Regions from separate parts of the Homo sapiens genome. Here region 1 is linked to region 2. A link is a contact called in ENCODE Hi-C data. All regions are on one chromosome and are shown on one strand. The core of a region is the stretch at or near the end of the contact, and the rest is flanking DNA. Distances in the headings are between cores, read along the strand shown.

Region 1 (7,476 bases), core at 1,074-3,573, 410 kb after region 2:
GTGACAAGAGGGACAGGCAACTTTAGCCACTACAAAGTCCTCGAGGATGGGCTTCAGCGTTGTTGGGAACTCCACCGTTCACCCATTCCCTTCATAAACAACCTGAGCAGTACGTCTTCCTGGGCAGTGTTAGGGCAGGGTAGCTGACTATCCCAGTTTGCCCTGGGCTCTCCTGGTTTTAGCACTGAAAGTCCCATGTCCCATGAAACCTCTCAGGTCCCAGGCAAGCTGGGACAGTTGGTTACTGTAGTTGGGAGCGTTGTTAGTGATATCTCCTCCCATGCTCGGGTCCATCTTCCAGCTGTGATTGCTTTTTGAGGATGCAGCAGCACCTGCGGCCTCTTCCAGGCTCCCCCCACCTCCCCTCTCTCCCTCAGCTCTCGGGTTGTTTTTCTAAAGCAGCACATCAGAATCACCTGGAGGGCCTATTAAAGTACCCTCAGAGTTTCTGATCTAGGAGGTCTGGGAGGCAGCTGGAGAATTTGCATTTCTAAGTTCCCAGATGACCCTAATGCTGCTGGCCAGGGACCACACTTTGAGAACCCCTGATCTTAGCCACAGCTCTGATAAAGTCTCACGAAACCTCTCAACCCTCCCCATAGCTTGCTGAATAAAGGCCTAAGCCTGGGTTGAAGCCCCTCTTTATCTAGCCCCCTTCCCCACCGCAGCAGGCCCCACCCCAACAGGGTGCCCCGCGTCCCCAGGGGATACCTTGCTCTCTCCTACCTCTGTGTCTTTGCTCAAGCTGTTCCTGGCCTGGACTCTGCAGCCCCCTCCACCCATGTGAATCCTCTTATCTGTGAAGCGCACTCAAAGGCTACTTCCTCTGGAGGCCTGCCTGGGCCCCCATCCCTCGGAACACAGGACTCCTTCCTCAGCTCCCAGCTTAGCGCCTATTTCATCCTTGTCACTGCACTGTGGATTCCTTGAGGACATGAACTATCTTTTCCCATCTTTGTCTCTATATTTGCTAAATAGATATGACCCCAGAAGACAGAACCAGGACAATGGATGGATCTGCGGGGAGGCAAACTTGAGCTTAACCTGAGAAAGAACTTGTAACAACCTGAACAGTTTGACACCAGCCCTTAAGGGTCCTGCCAAGAGATCCTGAGCTCCCTGTCGCCCCTGGGCATCTTCAGTGGTGTTGGACGAGCATCTACAAAGTCTCTGAAACCCCTGCTTAGACCAAGTACTGACTACCTCAATGTCCCTCCTGGGGCCCTCTCTCCCCAGGAGAACCTGACACCCCCCCATCAAACCCGCTGCCCAGCATGCCAGACCCACAAGGCCCCACAGGCTGGCTGGACCTTACTGGAGACCAGTGGTCACAGCAAGTGTGACATTTTGTCAGTGGCCTTCACTGTCTGAATACAAGGAGTGACCAGTGGTGACACCCTCCTGCTCCAGGCCAGCCTCCCTGCCTTCCTCTGATCACCGCCTCCCCCGAAGGACCAACCCCACCTCGATGTACTCACATCGCCTTTCCTTACCTCATCCATATCTCACGTGGCCAGGGGAAGCAGCTCATCTATGGGCAAGCTGAATATCCACAGGTGCGCTCCCAGCTCGGGCTCCTTAGGAACAGGAATATCCTCCTGCAGAATATTCTCCAGTGCCTTCCCCATGCTGGGTGCATGTAAATGCTCAGATGTTCATTTCCTGATGTGCGTTTCCCATCGATGTCCTGCTGGAACCCTTCCCTCACAAGTGGTGCTCTCCCAGGTGTGCTCCAGCGGGCAAATGCCCTCCTCACCCCTCCCCATCTGATATTAGGAAAGAACCTGTGAAACCCATTCCAACCAAGAAGCCTGGGACTGAGGCTTTCTGCCCCTGCCATCCCTGGGGAAACGTTACTGTTTAAATCCGATAAGCGTGAAAGCCTCGCTTGATTGCATGGCAGCTAAGCATACTATGTGTAGTGGTGTTTATTTGCTGATTGGTTGATTTGGAGAGGAAGGAGAAGGATTTTCCAGAGTCTAGACTCTTATGGCTTTGTGGGGCTTTCCAGGGTCAGCATCGATTGTGAAAGTTTGGTGAGCTTGGCAGTTTGTATCATTTAAGAAAATCTGCCCGGGCTTCCTCCCCCACCAGGAAGTGTCCCATCAGTTCCAAAGCCCTCAGCTTAGTTATTGGAAAGGCCTGAGAAAGCCACGACCCAGCGGACCCAGCTGGGGAACACCTGGGTCTCAGTTCACCTTCTGCCAACCTCTAGGTCTTACGAGCATTCCTGTTTCCTCTCCTTCCCTGGGCTACTTGAGGTCATGACCTTCTGAAAGAATGCAGGGTCAGCCAGCCTGGCTGAAATTTCCCCTCCGTGGGTGTGAAAGGCGATATGTCCAACTGTGAACACACAGGGCCCACATCCTTATGACTCAGCAGATGCGGCTGTCCTCAACCACATCGCCCAGAATGTCACTCTGACCTGCCTCAGAGGTCTGACAGCAGAATAGATTCTGCAAAGCCTGGGCCCAGGAGGCGCTTTCTCCATGAGTCCTTTTGGACAACACACATTCACCCAGACACACACTCAGATGCACACACACACACACAGACACATCCACTACAGAGACAGATGTGCACACACTGATACCCAAACGTACCCCAAACGCAGACACGCGGACATGCACAGACACCCAACACACACATGCACACACAGGCCCCCGGACAGTCAGATACACACACAAAGACATCCACACACACAAACACCCAGACACATCCACACACGTCCACACACCCCACAGAGACATGTCCACAACGGGTGCCTAGGTATGCCCAGAAACACACAGTTACCCGAATACAGCCAGACACACACACACACACACACACACACACACACACACACACACACACAGACTCCTCCAGAGGACTCAGGAAGAATCAGATCTGTCCCGTATGCCTGACCTTGAATGCCTCTGCCAACCCCAACAGATGGCCACTGGCTCTCCGACAGGGCCCTCTGGTCTCTGACCAAGAACCAGGGTCACAATGGACAGAGAAGGGGAAAATGGTAGAACTACTAATTCACCACCGTGCAGTTAACCCGCAGAAGTCTCATTCTTTCATTTAATTGGTAGCTTTCCAAAGTTCAGCCACGAGAAGGCGTAAGGACAAGCAATCAGAATACTAACCCATAACTTCCTGTCCCTTCTCTTAGCACCCATCCTTTAAGGCCAAATTAAAGTCCACCTTGTTCATATAGTCCTCCAGATTCCCAGAGTTAGAAACCGCAGCTTCTCCCATGCGCCCCTCATGTCATGCTTCTTGGTCTCTTTTTTTTTTTGAGATGGAGTTTCACTATTGTTTCCCAGGCTGGAGTGCAATGGTGCCATGTTGGCTCACTGCAACCTCTGCCTCCCGGGTTCAAGCGAGTCACCTGCCTCAGCTTCCCAAGTAGCTGGGATTACAGTGCCCACCAGCATGCCCAGCTAATTTTTGTATTTTTATTAGAAACAGGGTTTCACCATATTGGCCAGGCTGGTCTCGAACTCCCGACCTCAGGTGATCCACCTGCCTCAGCCTCCCAAAGTGATGGGATTACAGGTGTGAGCCACCGCGCCTGGCCCACCATTGATTTTTTTTTTTAAAGACGAATTGAGTACCAACTGCTCTGTTCACAGCTTTCTTTTCCTTTTTGTCTTTCTTTAAGAGACAGGTCTCACTGCAGTGACTATTCACAGATACAATCATAGTTTGCAATGTAGCCTCCAACTCCTGGACCCAAGCAGTCCTCTCGCCTCAGCCTCCCAAGTGGCTGGGACTACAGGTGCACCACTGTCCCCAGCTGACAGCTTTAAGGTGAGTGCAGTGGCTGTGTCAGTCCATGCCTGCCAAAGGAATCAGTGGAGACAAAAAGAAGGAGCAAATTCAAACTTTCCTCCTTTTGCCCTCTCTCCTATGTGGGTTCAGATTCTTCAGGAAGCAGATGCCAAGATGGGATGAGAAGTGCTGGAGACCTGGGGTGTGGGATGAGGAACGCCTATGAAGGATGAAGGGGAAAGGAAGCAGGAGTAGGCAAGGGAGAGCTTTCAGGCCATGATGTAGGTGTGACACCTAAGGAAGGAGGGTGGGAAGGAAGGAGGGCTGGCTAGGAAGTGCCTCTGATGGCAGAGCAACCCAGAGAAGGGCTCAGCCAGGTGATGAGCAGTCCAGGGGCAAATATTAGAAGGGTCCCATGCTGGGCAGGAATGGCCTGGTTCGAGTACCCGCCGCGTGTCTCCCATCCCACCATGCTCAATCACTGGCCAAAAGCAGCCTACGGAGAGTGAAGACCTTGTGGCTACTCTGAGAATGCTCTGAGAATACCTGGGCTGGGATTTTTATTCCCCTTTTAAGGAGAAGGGGTAGAATATACCCCTGCCCCTCCCAGCCCTGCCTCCTCAAACATCGCCTCCTCTTGGAGTTTGAGTAAGGACGTGGGTCTGAGGACAACTTCCAAGGCCAACTGGGCTGAGTTTGCCAGCTCATGCTCCAGGTGCCTTCATGTCTCTTTGGACTTAAACCTACAGGCTAGAACAGTATTTGAAAAGTCAGCTGGCACTTAGCAAACTAATACAACACCCTGAAGGGGTGGCAGCTGGGGGCCAGCAGTGAATAGCACTCTTTGCTGCGGGTTCTCTCTTGAAGGCACTTCCGGGGCTGCCACACTTCTTATCTCCTTCCCTCCTTCCTTCATTCCCTCCTTCATTCCCTCCCACCCCACCTTTCCTCCTCAGATCTTCATACCATCTGCCAGGCACCAGCACACTGTGGAGCCCCATAAATGAACTGACACAGTCCTTCCCTTCAAAGAGCTCCCATCCAGAGCTTCCTCTTGCACCCACAGACGGGAAGCTTGCACGACCTTCCGTCAGGCTGCCCGGCCCTTCCGGACAGATCTTCCAAGCACCTCCACCACCCTCTGTCTTGCCAGCCAGCCCAGAGACAAACACTCAGTGCCTGCTCACAGGGGCAAAGTGTGTAAATAAGTGAAGCAGCCAAAACAATGAAACTCTTTGGCTATTTGAAGTATATTTCTAAGTTTCAATGGCAACATAATTCTTCCCAGCTTTTTCTTCTTTTTTTTTTCTTCTTTTCGAGACAGAGTTTCGCTTTTCTTGCCCAGGCTGGAGTGCAGTGGTGCAATCTCAGCTCCCTGCAACCTCTACCTCCCAAGTTCAAGTGATTCTTCTGCTTCAGCCTCCTGAGTAGCTGGAATGACAGGCGCCCGCCACCATGCCTGGATAATTTTTGTATTTTTAGTAGAGACAGGATTTCACCATGTTGGCCAGGCTGGTCTCGAACTTCTGACCCCAGGTGATCTGTTCACCTCAGCCTCCCAAAATGCTGGGATTACAGGCGTGAGCCACTGTGCCCGGCCTTCCCAGCTTCTTTCTTACCTTAACCCCCCATGCACCTCACTTTTATCCACTACTGTCTTGAAATTAACAAATACTTGTTGGGATGCATCATAAAATAGTATTTCATCTATAAAAACGAGTGAAAAAGGCAGATACACACCAACCACAGCAGAGTTACACTGTGGAGATTTTTTTTTTTTTTTTTTGAGTGGGAGTCTCACTCTGTCACCCAGGCTGGAGTGCAGTGGCATGATCTTGGCTCACTTCAACCCCCACCTCCCGGGTTCAAGCAATTCTCCTTCCTCAGCCTCCTGAGTAGCTGGGCTTACAGGCACACGCCACCACGCGTAAGAGGTGAACTACAACGTCTCTATGAAGGAAAAGTCAGGCCCTGGACTCCACAGACAATCAACTCCTGAGTAAGAAAAGAGGCAGGGTGTCCAGTGCCCAAGGGTGCCTGGAATATAAAGCCTACAAAGATGCTTGTCTCTGCCCTGCTGGTGGTTTGGCACACCTGACCTCATAAACCAAAGATAGTCTGTGCCAGGCTGGGCCCATAGCTCCATCTCCCAGGGGTATTCAGAAGCTGGATGTAAAACAGGAAGGCAAAGTACTTACTTTTTTTTAAATGAAGAATTAGATTCACATCAGTGTATGGGCTGAATTAGGTCCCCACCAAATTCACATGTGGAAGCCCTAACCCTCAGTACCTCTGAATTGTGACTGTATTTATAGAGACAGCCTTCAAAGAGGTGATTAAGTTAAAATGAGGCTGTAAGGGCCCTAATCCAATCTGACAAGGGTCCTTCTAAGAAGAGGAAATATGGACACACAGGGGCACCAGGGACGCACATCCACTGAGGGACCACCGTGTGAAGAGGCAGCAAGGAGGCGGCTGTCTGCCAGCCAAGGAGAGAGGCCTCAGGAGAAACTGATCTTGCTGACACCTTGGTCTTGGACTTCTAGTCTCCACAACTGTGAGAAAATTAACTTCTGTTGTTTAAGCCACCCAGTCTGTGATATTTGGTTATGGCATCCTTAACAAACTAATACAACACTCAAAATAAGAAAACGGGGTAGGGGCAAATAGTCAAGTCCCGCACTTAGTTCTTTAAAGAGTTGTTACAGGCTTTGTCTTTTCATTCAGAACCTGTGTTGGGTGCTGAATGAAAAGACAAAGAGCAGGCCGGGTGCAGTGGCTCACGCCTGCAATCCCAGAACTTTAGGAGGTCGAGGCGGGCAGATCACGAGGTCAGGAGATCGAGGCCATCCTGGTTAACATGGTGAAACCGCATATCTAATAAAAATACAAAAAATTAGCCAGGTGTAGTAGCAGGCACCTGTAGTCCCAGCTACTCGGGAGGCTGAGGCAGGAGAATGGCGTGAACCTGGGAGGAGAAGCTTGCAGTGAGCCGAGATCACGACATTGCACTCCAGCCTGGGTGCGAGACTCAGTCTCAAAAAAAAAAAAAAGAGTTGTTACACGCTTTGTCTTTTCATTCAGAACCTGTGTTAGGGTGCTAAATGAAAAGACAAAGGAGCAGTATACTGTCCTCTCAGCTCCCTGACTCCCAGCAGGCCCTCTCGGAGGGGTGGGAGGAAGACAGCCAGCTGAGAGGCCCCTCGCTGAGAGCCTCCAGCATCAACGTGATGCTTTCTCCTGTGTTTAAACCACTGCTGAGAGTCGGAGAGGTAAGAGGTGCACTGATCTCCAGGAGCCCTCCATCCAGAGTCTAGGTAAGCAGTGTTGAGTCTCACTATTGGCCATGGTTGACTAACATCTACATTTCTCAGAGTTGCTCTTATTGGGGTGCTATGCTGACTGCTTTGAACAAAGGAGACTGAAAGGCCCCAGAGGAAAACTAAGGTCTCTCTCTGACCTTCTCCTTCCCACCCCTCTTTTTCCTCCCTAGGGCAGGGAGGAGCTCCCTCTGAAGTTCCCACCTCTTGACTGAGGAATGGTCTTCCAAAAGGAATGGAATTGTCTTGAACCCCTTCCCTAGGAATCTCATCAAACCACCAGGGAATATTAATAACCACAAGGAGATTAAAAGTCATCACCACCCCCAGACAGGCTATTGCCTATTCTGGAGGGAGTTCCAAAACAACTTTGATTACCTGAGGGACTTGTATTTGC
Region 2 (7,252 bases), core at 718-3,217:
CCCCAGGAGAGGCTGCAGTGAGCTATGGCCACACCACTGCACTCTAGCCTGTGCAACAGACCAAGACCCTGTCTCAAAAAAATAAAAAATAAAAAAGGTACAAGAAGAAAATATAGTTGAATATGTTTATAATCGTGGAATGAAGAAGCTCTGTCTAAGCATGCCATGTAATACAGAAACCATAAAGGCAAACACTGATAAATTTGAGTGTATGAAACTTTAGCCAGGCGTGGTGGCTCATGCCTGTAATCCCAGCACTTTGGGAGGCCGAGGCGGGTGGATTACCTGAGGTCAGGAGTTTGAGACAAGCCTGGCTAACATGGCAGAACCCCATCTCTACTAAAAATACAAAAACCTAGCCGGGTGTGGTGGCAGGTGCCTATAATCCTAGCCCCTTGGGAGGCTGAGTCAGGAGAATTGCTTGAACCCAGGATAGGGAGGTTGCAGTGAACTGAGATCGTGCCATTGCACTCTAGCCTGGGTGACAAGAGCAAAGCTCTGTCTCAAAAAACAACAACAACAACAACAACAACAAAACTTTAAAATTTTCTGAAGAATAAACCTATAAACAAACAAAGACAAAAAACAAACTAATAAAACTCATTACAGTCCAGGTGCGTGGCTGACACCTATAATCCCAGCACTTTGGGAGGCCGAGGCGGGTGGATCACCTGAGGTCGGGAGTTTGAGACCAGCCTGACCAACATGGAGAAACCCCGTCTCTACTAAAAATACAAAATTAGCCGGGCATGGTGGTGCACGCCTGTAATCCCAGCTACTCCGGAGGCTGAGGCAGGAGAATCGCTTGAACCCGGGAGGCAGAGGTTGTGGTGAGCTGAGATCACGCCATTGCACTCCAGCCTGGGCAACAAGAGCAAAACTCCATCTCAAAATAATAATAATCATCATCATTTCTGGAAAGATAGAGTACTATTTGTTTTACTGTGGTAAAATACACATAACATAAAATGTATTATTTTAACTATTTTAAGGTGTATGATACAGTACATTCATAATGTCATGCAACCACCACCAGCATCCAGTTTCAGAACATTTCATCACCCAAAAGGAGACTCAATGCTCATTAGTACTTCCTATTCCTTCCTACCTCTGGCCCAGCAACTACTCATGTGCTTTCTGTCTCTTCGGATTTGCCTATTCAAGATATTTCATACAAATGAAATGATATAATATGTGGCCTTTTATGTCTGACTTTTTTCAGTTAGCATAATGCTTTCAAGGTCCATCCATATTGTAGAACGTATCAGTACTTCTTTCCCTTTTATGGCTGAATAATATTCCATTGTATAGAGAAACCACATTTTGTTTATTTGTCAGTTGATGACATTTGGTTTGTTTCTGCCTTTTGGGTATCATGCAAAGTGCTGCTGTGAACATTTGTATACAAGTTTTTGTTTGAACACCTGTTTTTCAGTTCTTTTGGGTATATCCCCAGGAGTGCAACTGCTGGGTCATATGATAATTACTGAAAACCTCTTAGTGATTTTTGGATATTGTGCCACATGTATATATTACCTAATAAAAATTGATTATTTTAATAAAAATAACCAAGTAGAGACAAATATATTGTTTTATAATCACAGTTTGGCATCCCTGCAAAATCAGCATTGGATCAATCAGTAGTCTCACAGGACCTAAAAGAAACTGAGGTGTAGGAAGTAAACATGTAATCCCATTTTTAAATATGACTCACAGAAACAGTAGGTCTTCGGGCTACAAATACTCCCCGTCATTAAATGTTTCAGCAGCATTGCCCTGGTGAATGTGGGAAGAGCTGAATATTTTCTAGATCCATGTTTTTTTAAAAGGTAAAGCAGCAATTGAAGTTGAATTCAAACCGGTGATTATGTTGACTTGGTCTGACAATTGCATGGACTCTCACTGGGAGCCCGGACTCACGCAGCACCACCTGTGTCCCCTAGGGGGCGAGCTGGGGAGAGACCGGAGTCCCTGGGAGAGCTCTGCGCGGAAGGCCCGAGAGAATTGGTCCCGCAGAGCTTTTACAAAGGCAAGAAGAGGATCACCGAAAAGGGATCACAGTGGGGAAAAAGGCAAGAAGAGGAAACACTGTGACAAAGAACCCAGCGCTGGGACACTTGGGAAACGTATTTTCTCAAGCACTTTATTTTATTATTTTATTATTATTTTTTTTGAGATGGAGTCTCGATCTGTCGCCCAGGCTGGAGTGCAGTGGTGCGATCTCGGCTCACTGCCACCTCTGCCTCCCAGGTTCAAGCGATTTTCCTGCCTCGGCCTCCCAAGTAGCTGGGATTACAGGTGCCCGCCACCGCGCCTGGCTAATTTTTCTATTTTTAGTAGAGGTGGGGTTTGCCATGTTGGCCAGGCTGGTCTCAAACTCCTGACCTCAAGTGATCCGACTGCCTTGGCCTCCCAAAGTGCTGGGATTGCAGGTGTGAGCCATTCAAGCACTTTATTTTTATAAACAAGGAGACCGAGACCCAGAGTAGCTGCTGATGGTCACAAAGGCTGTAAGCATGAAGTCTGGAAACCTCTGCTGTTGTGCAATGCGCAATGTGGGAAGAGAGGCTCTCCACCTCTGATGGGGCTGTGTTTGAGTCCCTCCTCCCTCCCTTTCCACCTCCCTCCCCACTACCACCACTTACTTAAATGTGTGACTCAGTGTCACTAACTTAACATTTCCCAGCCTGTTTCATTATCTGTATAGTGGGGTCTAATAGCATCTTCATCAGGCTGATGCAAGGAAATGACACCATGTATGCACAGGACCTCCCTTATGCTTGGCATATAGTAGATTCTCAATAAACATTTGTTGTGTGAATGAATATTCTCTCCTCTAGCCCTCTCAAAGGCAATCGTTCTGCTGCCCAACACATTTTTATTGATGACATTTCAGGCAGTATCCTTATGAACTCTCCATATCTAGAAGGCTGGGAAGGGAAGGAAAGCAGAGTTTGGGGTGTTCGTGCCGTTCCTGTTGTGGTAAAAAGCTCCTTTGTGAAGCCTGTGCAGCACCAGCCCCACTTGGAGGCTGCAAATCTGTCAGCCGGAGGTCCTCGGAGCTCCCAGGTCCTGGCCTTCTCTGCCAGCAAAGTGGCATACCTGGGTTATGGATCCAGGGGTCTTCTGAGGCCAACAGAGCCACACACACCCCATCCAGTTCCCGCCTCCCTTCCCCAAGCATCTGACAGAGGCCAGTTTGGCTGTTTCAAGTAATACCAATCACAGTGTTTTATGAGAATTGTTGGTCATGCCCAGCTACACAATCCTCATGCATATTGTCAGACACGTCAGAGTGTGGTAAACTTTATTTCATTGCATTATAAAGTTCAGGTCATGGTTTCTCAGTCTTCGTCATTTACACTTTACATGGCACAAGACTTTTAAAATATTAGGTTGTAAATTGTAATTCTCACAATTCCTTTTTTGGGAGGAAGGAAGGTGTGGATGGGACTAAAATATACTTTATTCATTATTAAAAATGTTGCTATAGTACACAAAATGGGAAAAATACAGAAAAGAAAGAAAAAGGCCAGGTACAGTGGCTCATGCCTGTAATCCCAGCACTTTGGGAGGCCGAGGCAGGTGGATCACTTGAGGTCAGGAGTTCAAGACCAGCCTGGCCAACATGGCAAAATCCCATCTCTACTAAAAATAGAAAAATTAGATGGGCGTGGTGGCATGCGCCTGGAATCCCAGCTACTAGGGAGGTTGAGGTGTGCTTGAGCCCAGGAGGCAGAGGTTGCAGCGAGCCAAGATTGCACTACTGCACTCCAGCCTGGGCGACAGCAAGACACTGTCAAAAAAAAAAAAAAAGGAAAGAAAGAAAGAGAAAGGAAGGAAGGAAGGAAGGAAGAGAAAAGAAAAGGAAATAACGAAAGATTTCCCAGAACTCCACCATTCAACTGCTGTTGGTATTTCTTTTTACAACTTTTTTTAAAGACGGGGTCTTGCTCTGTTGGCCAGGCTGGGGTGCAGTGGCACAATCACAGCTCACTGCAGCCTTAAACTCCTAAGCTGAAGTGATCCTCCTCGCCTCAGCTTCCTGAGTAGTTGGGATTACGGACACACTACCATGTCCGGCTTACTGTTGGTATTTATTAGTGGATTTTAGAAACATTTTAAAATGCACTTTTTACAAAGTTGTGATAATAACATTTACTATTTTAAAAATAGGTTTCCTCAGTGCTTAAAAATGATATTCATTCATTCAACATTTCCTCAATGCTTACTATGTGCCTAGCACTGGGGTACAATGATGAATGAGATAAACTGGACTTGGTGGCTCACACCTGTAATCCCAGCACTTTGGGAGGCTAAGGCAGGAGGATCACTTGAGGCTAGGAGTTCAAGGCCAGCCTGGGCAACATGGAGAGACCACATCTCTAAAAAATAATCTTAATAAAAATAAAAAATAAAAACAAAGAAAAATGAGACAGGGTCCTTTCCAGGGTGATGTGCCTTCTCTTGTCACCACAATTGCAGCTTGTTTACGCATTTGCTAAATGGTTGCTAGGGCTTGGATATTTGTCCCCTCCAAAACTTATGTTGAAGTTCAACCCCCAATGTAGCAATATTCAGAGTTGGGGCCTTTAAGAGGTGATTGGGTCATGAGAGCTCTGCCCTCATAAATGGATAAATCCATTCATGGATTCATGGGTTGATGGACTAATGGGTTGCTACAGGAATGGGACTAGCAGCTTCATAAGATGAGGATGAGAGAACTGAGCTAACACACTCAGTCCCCTCACCTTGTGGTGCTCTGCACCACCTGGGGACTCTTCAGAGAGTTCCCACCAGCAAAAAGGCCCTCACCAGATGTGGACTTTACAGCCTCCAGAACTGTAAGAAATAAATTTCTTTATAAATTACCCAATCTGTGGTATATGTTACAGCAACAGAAAATGACCTAAGACAATGGTGCTACTGAGTAGGGGGAAGCCCTCAAAAAAAAGGGGAACTCTGGATGGGTGTGGTGGCTCACATTTGTAATACTAGCACTTTGGGAGGCCAAGGCGGGAGGATGGCTTGAGCCCAGGAGATAGTGACCTCCTGGGCAACATAGTGAGACCCCACCTATACCAAAATAGAAAAAAAAATAGCCTGGCATGGTGGTGCAGGCCTGTAGTCCCATCTATTGGGGAGGCTGAAATGGGAGAATCGCTTGAGCCCAGGAGTTCAAGGTTACAATGAGCTATGATAATCCCCCTGCAGATTAAAGGCAGAGTAGGGAAGCATGCCTGGTGAGGACAAGGAACAGCAGGGAGACTAGTGTGGCCAGAGAAACACAGGTGCTCAAACAGTGCTTGCTGAGTGATTGAATTACCCCAGCATGTGGTGCAAACACTTTAGTTTGGTCCCCAGAGTGCCACAGTAGCTCTCAAATTGTGTCTCCCACTGACTCCTTTCTCCCAGGTTTTTAAAAAATATCATCTGTGCACATGTTATCGTCCCGAAATTGCTGATGGATTTTTCAAGATCTCATTCTTCCCGCTGTCCTCCTTTAACTCTGCTTTCCATTTAACTGGGTGTCTGCCCATGACTGAGTTTTCCTCTTCCCAAGTCACTTGCAATGGGTCTCTGCACCCTTCTTGGTGTGATTTCTCCAGTGCCGACAACTGAACCTGGTACAGAGTAAGTGTTCCGTTAAAGAGCTCTTGACTGAGTGAATGAATTTCCCCTGAGAGTTTCATCAATCCTTTCTACATCCCCATTATTTGAGCCTTTCCATTGGTCATACCCATGCCAGCTTTACTTACTTCTGCTTTTTTTTTTTTTTTAACTCATGTGAGTTACCATCATCAGTTTTTCACTCTGTCTGTTCCTTTTCCTGGATGGGTGCTGGGTGCCACCTCTCAGTGGCATTCTCATTGCACACCAGCGTCCTTTGATCCTAAAGAGGCTACAGATCTTTTAGGGAAGGAGGAAGAGAATGCCTGCCTACCTGCCTAGCACTCAAAAGAGCAGATCCTTCAAGTCAAAACTCTCACACCTCACCTTGGACCTTTCCAACTCCACCCCAGGAGTCTATCAGAGAGGAAATCTAAACACTGTTTGCACCAGTCCTCCCTCTGCCCACCCCTCCCCACACCACAGGACGAGAAGCTACTCTCAGGCAAGGAGTAAGTTGTGGCTTCAATGTGAGATTGAGCAAGTAGGACTCACACTTTCTAATCAAATCCAGATTTGTCCTTTTCAGCCTTGTTGTGACACCTGCATCATATCACAGCAAAATTTCTTTACGGGACTGTCATAGAGAAACAGGACAAAAACCCTGGACTGGGGTGAGATTTGGGTTTTCATCTTGGCTTGGGCTCTTTACGTCTCAGTTTCCTCATCTGTAAAAGGGTGGATTGGACTAGATGGTCTCCAAGAGTCATTCACGTGCCAAGAGCCTAGCCCAGGATCTTGTCTCCAAGGGAAAGGCTGCCACACAGGACTCAAATCGTCCACAGCAACTGCTCCGTCCCCGGCATCAATCCCCCCACCCCTCCCCCAATCCCACACCACCACCCCATCACAGGAACCTAGACGGTGGACAGGCCAGTGGGGATGGTATGCAGAAGTACATCGACTTATTCAAGGGAGCTTGGCCCTGAGAAAAGCTGGTGGTCTGCCAACATTCTCAGAGGCTGAAATATATCAAAACACCCATTTAAGAATGTACGCTGAGAACCACAGTGGCCAGAGAGAGGGAGGATACTGCTCTGCTCCCACCCACCCTTCCCTCCCCACTATACCTCACCCTCCATGGCCCCTGTCCAGGACTGCTGCTCCTGGAATCCAAGGAAAAGGATTCAATGTGTGTCTCAATGACAGGAGGGGCTCCCTGGCTTTCTAGAGTCCTGCCCTCCTGGCCTCTGTTCCCCTCAACCTCAGTGCCAGAGACACAATGGCCAAGTTCCTTTGAAAATTCCCTTTCTCCATGCTCCAGATTGCCTTTCCTGTCCTCCAGTTATTCAGGCTCACATTAAAAAGTATGAAGATGGCTTTGGGGAGGGACTCTGGTAGGTGTTAATCTTTAGTGTAAGGAGATTAAAGGAGCTGGTTTCCTAGGCAGTGTCTGATTTCTTTAGTTGGGAAGAGAGAGGCCCCGCCTTTTATAAGGGCCTGGGGCTGCCAGCGTTGTGCCCTTGATTTCTTTAGAATCCATTCAGACTTAACCATCCTTTCTGTAGCCAGGCCCAGACTGCATCGAGGTCATCTTTGTCTTTCAACATGAATATTCTAGTAACTTTCTCCCCAGTACCCA

Evidence for each region. Hi-C counts contacts between places; a loop is a spot of excess contacts on that map. Pooled maps may share reads with other maps.
Region 1: a loop to region 2 is called in a pooled map, with 2.3 times the contacts of the local background. The contact joins two enhancer-like sites. A Hi-C loop is called at or near these places in 1 of 168 maps with a recorded cell type or tissue (natural killer cell), 26 of 37 single-sample maps with no recorded cell type and 5 of 50 pooled maps.

The regions. Positions count from the first base shown.
Region 1 is chr15:63,894,613-63,902,088 of GRCh38, forward strand. No RefSeq gene overlaps it. Among named protein-coding and RNA genes, the nearest start is that of MIR422A, 27 kb to the left of the region's middle. RefSeq lists enhancers at 2,197-2,246, 2,447-2,496. Within about 2 kb of position 2,324, at least 11 of the 41 ENCODE cell types and tissues checked have a DNase peak (open chromatin) inside an H3K27ac peak, as active enhancers do.
Region 2 is chr15:63,485,549-63,492,800 of GRCh38, forward strand. No RefSeq gene overlaps it. Among named protein-coding and RNA genes, the nearest start is that of USP3, 15 kb to the right of the region's middle. RefSeq lists enhancers at 1,723-1,772, 1,803-1,872, 4,682-4,811. Within about 2 kb of position 1,968, at least 10 of the 41 ENCODE cell types and tissues checked have a DNase peak (open chromatin) inside an H3K27ac peak, as active enhancers do.